2 separate regions of the Homo sapiens genome follow, and region 1 is linked to region 2. A link is an interaction called in ENCODE POLR2A ChIA-PET data of the cell type or tissue named here. Cell type or tissue: OCI-LY7. All regions are shown on one strand. Each heading gives the region's core, and the rest is flanking DNA. Links, peaks and the distances in the headings are about the cores only. Region 1 has its middle 7.7 kb from the start of DENND1C. Region 2 overlaps ARHGEF18 (Rho/Rac guanine nucleotide exchange factor 18).

Region 1 (2,906 bases), core at 290-2,789, 890 kb after region 2:
ATAATAATAACTCGCTGTGGTGGTGCACAACTGTAACCCCAGCTACTCAGCAGGCCAAGGAGGTCAAGGCTGCAGTGAGCTGAGCTGTAATTGCACCACTGCACGACAGCCTGAGTGACAGAGTGAGACACTGTGGGAGAAAAGAAAGGGAAGGGAACGGAAGGGGAGGGGAGGGGAAGTAAGGGGAGGGGAGGGGAATGTACTGGGCACGGTGGCTCACACCTGTAATCCCAGCACTTTGAGAGGCTGAGGCGGGTGGATCACGAGGTCAGGAGTTCAATACCAGCCTGGCCAACATGGTGAAACCCCGTCTCTACTAAAGGCACAAAAAATTAGCTGGGTATGGTGGCACGCAACTGTAATCCCAGCTACTCAGGAGGCTGAGGCAGGAGAATCACTTGAACCTGGGAGGCAGAGGTTGAAGTGAGCTGAGATCGTGCCATTGCACTTCAGCCTGGGCAACAGAGTGAGACTCTGTCTCAAAAAAAAGAAGGAAAGAAAGAAAAGAAAGAGAGAGAGAAAAGAAAGGAGGGAAGGAAAGAAGGAAGGAAGGAAGAAAAGAAGAAGGCAAGAAGACAGGAAGACAGGAAGGAGGGAAGTAAGGAAGGGAGGGAGGGAGAGAAGAGGGAGGAAGGAAGGAAAGAAGGAAGGAAGGAAAAAATGAAGGAATAAATTACAATTTGCCACACAAAGTCACTTGCCCATGGTCACATGGCTACTAAACAGTGAGCTGGAATTCAAACCCTGCTAGTTGAACCCTAGAATCCTGACACAGGCAGCCAGAGTTCCGTGTGGGGACCATTCTAGGTATATTAAGCAGACAGGAACTTAATACAAGAATCGATGGTGCTTGCAAAATCACTGGAAGACGCTGAGAGAGTGGGCTGTGTAGGCTTCTCAAATTTTACCGTGCAAAAGAATCAGCAGAACAACTTGCTAACGCACAGTTTCTTCAGTCTCACCCCCTCACAGTTGCAGATTCAGTAAGTAGGTCCGGGGTGGGGCTCAAGACTCTGCATTTTTAACAAGTTCTCAGGAGATGCTAAAGATGTGTGAATAAGACCACAGATTGAGCAGCCCCGGAATAGGTAGGACCCTCGTGACACCACAGAGCTGGGTCACCAAGGAGCAGCTCCTTTGTATAGGGAGAAAGGTGGAGAACAAAGAGGCAGTTACCAGAACTATGACCTGGAAATGGGTCCAACAAAGAACACGAATTCATGAAAATAAAATGTATAGCTCCACAACCCTGCTTCTCAGCAAGATATACACACAAGCCCACACTGCCTCACTTCCACTTTCTAAATCTCTCATGAGCATTTCTCATTGGTAGAACCAATTCTGCATCCAGAAACGGAGCAGCAAAGGCATCTGGGAAATGTAGGGGTTGGAGGGGTTTTTTGCAGCGTCTGCATTAGGAAGACGAGCCAGGGGCAAGGGTAGGTGAGAGGGGGACACGCGGAGAGCCAAGCAGTAACGTCCACCACTCTATGCTAGACACCAGGCACCCAGGCTGGAGCCTCAGTCTTCTTGCTACGTCCCCCTGCAGCCAGGAGTAAGGAGAGGCATGAGGGAAGCAGCGTGGACATCAGCCCACGGCAACTTCAGCAGGCCCAGCACAGCACAGCACAGCACTGGGTGGTAGACCAGCAATACAAAGGATTTAGGTAGCAGCATAATGGATAGATCTGGGTTGGGTTCCCCACTCAGCATCCTCCTTCCTTGCACAAGGCACTTAACTACTCAGAAGTGTACGGACTTTTTATTTGCTTTTTTGTTTTTTGTTTTTAGTTTATTAATTATTTATTTATTTATTTATTTTTGAGATGCAGTCTCGCTCTGTTGCCCAGGCTGGAGTGCAGTGGCGCAATCTCGACTCACTGCAAGCTCCGCCTCCCGGGTTCACGCCATTCTCCTGCCTCAGCCTCCCGAGTAGCTGGGACTACAGGCGCCCGCCATGACGCCAGGCTAATTTTTTGTATATTTAGTAGAGATGGGGTTTCACCATGTTAGCCAGGATGGTCTTGATCTCCTGACCTTGTGATCCACCCGCCTCGGCCTCCCAAAGTGCTGGGATTACAGGCGTGAGCCACCGCGCCCGGCCTATTTATTTATTTTTGAGACAGAGTTTCGCTCTTGTTGCCCAGGCTGCAGTGCAGTGGTGCGATCTTGGCTCACTGCAATCTCCACCTCCCAGGTTCAAATGATTCTCCTGCCTCAGCCTCCCAAGTAGCTGGGACTACAGGCACCCACCGCCACACCCGGCTAATTTTTTTTTGTATTTTTAGTAGAGACGGGGTTTCACCATGTTGGCCAGGGGCTGGTCTCGAACTCCTGACCTCAGGTGATCGGCCCGCCTTAGCCTCCCAAAATGCTGAGATTAGGTGTGAGCCACCACACCCAGCCTGGTTTTGTTTGTTTCTTTCTTTCTTTTTTTCTTTTTTTTAAAGTATTTCCCCAAACTTTGATGAGGCAGTTGCTTTGGGGGGTTCAACATTTTTTTTAGTCTCCTTCTGTCACCCAAGCTGGAGCGCAGTGGCACAATCATGGCTTACTGCAGCCTCGACTTCCTGGGCTCAAGTGATCCTCCTACCTCAGCCTCCCAAGTAGCTGGGACTACAGGCATGTGTCACCATGCCAGCTAGCTTTTCTGTAGAGATGGCGTTTCACCATGATACCCAGGCTGGTCAGAGGCTGAGGTGGGAGGATCCCTGAGCTCAAGCAATCCACCCACCTCGGCCTCCCAAAGTGCTGGGATTACAAGAGCAAGCAACCGCGTCCGGCCAGGTGTAGGTTTTTTTGTGTTTGTTTTTGAGACAGAGTCTCACTCTATTGCCTGGAGAGCAGTGGCGTGATCACGATTCACTGCAGCCTCGACCTTCTGGGCTCAAGTAATCCTCCCACCT
Region 2 (2,906 bases), core at 155-2,654:
GCCTCCAGGTTCAAGCGATTCTCATGCCTCAGCCTCCCGAGTAGCTGGGACCACAGGTGTGTGCCACTGTGCCCAGCTAATTGTTTTGTATTTTTAGTAGAGGTGGGGTTTCACCGTGTTGGCCAGGCTTAGGTGATCCATCTGCCTCAGCTTCCCAAAATGCTGGGATTACAGGCATGAGCCACCACGCCCGGCCCTAATTGGTCTTTAAATCCTGCTCATTCTTCTATCTCCTCCCCCACCCCAAACTCCATCCCCAGGTCACTGGCATGGTTTCCTGGATTTCAGGCACACCTTCATTTAATAAATATTAGGTCAGTGACATATAAGGCAGACATGATTCCTGCTCTGGTAGGGTCTATTTCCTGGGCGGAGACGCCATTCCTCCAGTCTGTGCCCCCAGATCCCAGTCCGAGTGGCTTCTGGAACTTTGTAAATATCCATAAATGTTTCTTGAATGAATGAGTGAGTGAGAGAGGGAGGGAGGAAAGGAGGGAGAGAGAGGGATTCAGGGACCTCCAGCCCTGTCTGTGGTCCTCATACTGTCCCCATCCTATCACCAGAACTGATAATGCTCAAAGGCCCCACTGCTCTTTTTATTTTTATTTATTTATTTATTTATTTATTTATTTATTATTTATTTATTTTTGAGACGGAGTTTCACTCTGTTGCCCAGGCTGGAGTGCAAGGGCGTGATCTTGGCTCACTGCAACCTCCGCCTCCTGGGTTCAAGTGATTGTCCTGCCTCAGCCTCGTGAGTAGCTGGGATTACAGGCACCCGCCACCACATCCGGCTAATTTTTGTATTTTTAGTAGAGATTGGGTTTCACCATGTTGGCCAGGCTGGTCTTGAACTCCTGACCTCAGATGATCCACCCTCCTCGGCCTCCCAAAGTGCTGGGATTATAGGCGTGAGCCACCGCACCCAAGCCCCACTGCTGTTTCGGATAAAGTGTGAGCGCCTTTGTGTAGCTGAGGTGGTCTGGTCTCTGCTGATTTCTCCCACCTTCCCTCCTCCCAGCCCCACTCCGATGTCATTCCCTAAGCCTTCTAGTTTCTTTTTTTTTCCTTCATCCTTATCTGCACGTATTGGCAAACTCCTACTCTTCCGTCAGAACCCTGCTTACATCGTCACCTCCTCCAGGAAGTCTTCCTCTGTCCTCTCAGGGTATACGGGAGCCTCATCCCTCCCTTTCCTGCCAGCTCCCACCATTGCCCTGATGGGGGCTCCAGCTCCTGCCCCCAGCATGGGGGGTCTGGCCCAAAGGACCATCTGTAAACACTTGTTCGAATCCAAGGCTGCCCTCCCCAGAAGCAGATCTGTGTACTTACTCCGACAGGAATTCAAACCAGGTCAGGTTCGAGTGGGCTCCTCCGGGGCTGGCTGACATGCAAGCCCTCTGCCGGGCCCTGCAGGATCAGAGGGGACAGATACCTGGGTCGGCAGCCTCTTCTCCCACTCACCTACCCCAGTGCTACCGAGTACAGGCATACACCAGGTACCCCGTCTAAGAGCCCACCTGTCCTTGACACTCTGGGCTTGTATATGAGACATTATGACAGGTTTTCCAGCAGAGGGCAGTAATGTGTCTTGGCTAAACAAAATCAGTGTAGCAGGAAGATGTTTTTTTTCTTTTTTAATAGAGATGGCGTCTCCCTCTGTTGCCCAGGCTGGAGTGCAGTGGTACAATCACAGCTCACTGCAGCCTCGACCTCCGGGGCTTGAGCAATCCTCCCGCCTCAGTCTCCTGAGTAGCTGGGACTATAGGCATGTGCCACCATGCCTGGCTAATTTTTAATTTTTTTTTTAACCAAGTACTTAAATCTTACACAGTTTTTTTTTTTTTTGAGATGGAGTCTCGCTCTGTCACCCAGGCTGGAGTGTGGTGGTGCGATCTCGGCTCACTGCAAGCTCCGCCTCCTGGGTTCACGCCATTCTCCTGCCTCAGCCTCCTGAGTAGCTGGGACTACAGGCGCCTGCCACCATGCCCAGCTAATTTTTTGTATTTTTTAGTAGAGACGGGGTTTCACCATGTTAGTCAGGATGGTCTCGATCTCCTGACCTCGTGATCCGCCCGCCTTGGCCTCCCAAAGTGCTGGGATTACAGGTGTGAGCCACTGCGCCCAGCCCACAATTTTTTTTTTTTTTTAAACAGGGTTTTGCTCTGTTGCTCAGGCTGGTGTGCAGTGGCATAATCATGGCTCATGGCAGCCTTCACTGCCTGGACTCAGCCATCCTCCTGCGTCAACACCCCCACACCCCCCAGAGTAGCTGGGGACTACAGGTATGTGCCACCACGCCCAGCTAATCAAAAAAAAAAAATTATACAGACAGAGTCTCACTCTGTTGCCCAGGCTGGTCTCAAACTCCTGGGCTCAAACAATCCTCCCACCTCAGCCTCCCAAATTGCTGGGATCATAGGCATGAGCCACCTCGCCCAGCAAATTTTTAAATGTTTTTTGTAGAGACAGGGTCTCACTATCTTTCCCAAGCTGGTCTCAAACTCGTGGCCTCCAAATGATCCTCTCACCTTGGCCTCCCAAAGTGTTGGGATTACAGTGGTATGAGCCACCACATCCAGCTACAGGAAGATTTTGTAACAGATGGCAGTGTCTTAGGCAGGAGGCACCTTCACCTGTTTGCTCCAAGGAACCCCTATGCCAGTGGCAGCCTGCTCCTCTCCAACTCTTGTCTTCTATCCTCCTCCCTCCTCTTCTGCCCCATTTTTCTTCCCTTGAACCCAGCCTTGTCTTTTTTCTATTTTTTTGAGACAGAGTTTCACTGTGTTGCCCAGGCTGGAGTACAATGGTGCAGTCTCAGCTCACTGCAACCTCCAACTCCTGGGTTCAATCAATTCTCCTGCCTCAGCCTCCTGAGTAGCTGGGATTACAGGTGCGTGCCACCA

What was found. Peaks named below come from ENCODE experiments on the same cell type or tissue, not always from the same donor. Only the 100,000 strongest peaks of a DNase experiment are listed, where the experiment ranks them.
Region 1: POLR2A ChIA-PET joins it to region 2 with 5 read pairs; 1 of 35 experiments calls an interaction of 5 or more read pairs at or near these places.

The regions. Positions count from the first base shown.
Region 1 is chr19:6,488,036-6,490,941 of GRCh38, reverse strand. No RefSeq gene overlaps it. Among named protein-coding and RNA genes, the nearest start is that of DENND1C, 7.7 kb to the right of the region's middle. RefSeq lists an enhancer at 990-1,259. In OCI-LY7, for the core only: no CTCF peak of the experiment used is centred there; DNase peaks (open chromatin) are centred at 1,001 and 1,331; H3K4me3 peaks cover 1,243 bases; H3K27ac peaks cover 1,190 bases.
Region 2 is chr19:7,379,421-7,382,326 of GRCh38, reverse strand. ARHGEF18 (Rho/Rac guanine nucleotide exchange factor 18) reads right to left here. Exons shown (of 29, transcript NM_001367823.1): 8 at 1,333-1,410. Among named protein-coding and RNA genes, the nearest start is that of ARHGEF18-AS1, 14 kb to the left of the region's middle. RefSeq lists an enhancer at 1,722-1,811. In OCI-LY7, for the core only: CTCF peaks have their summits at 1,363 and 1,563 (motif pointing right); a DNase peak (open chromatin) is centred at 1,576; H3K27ac peaks cover 1,011 bases.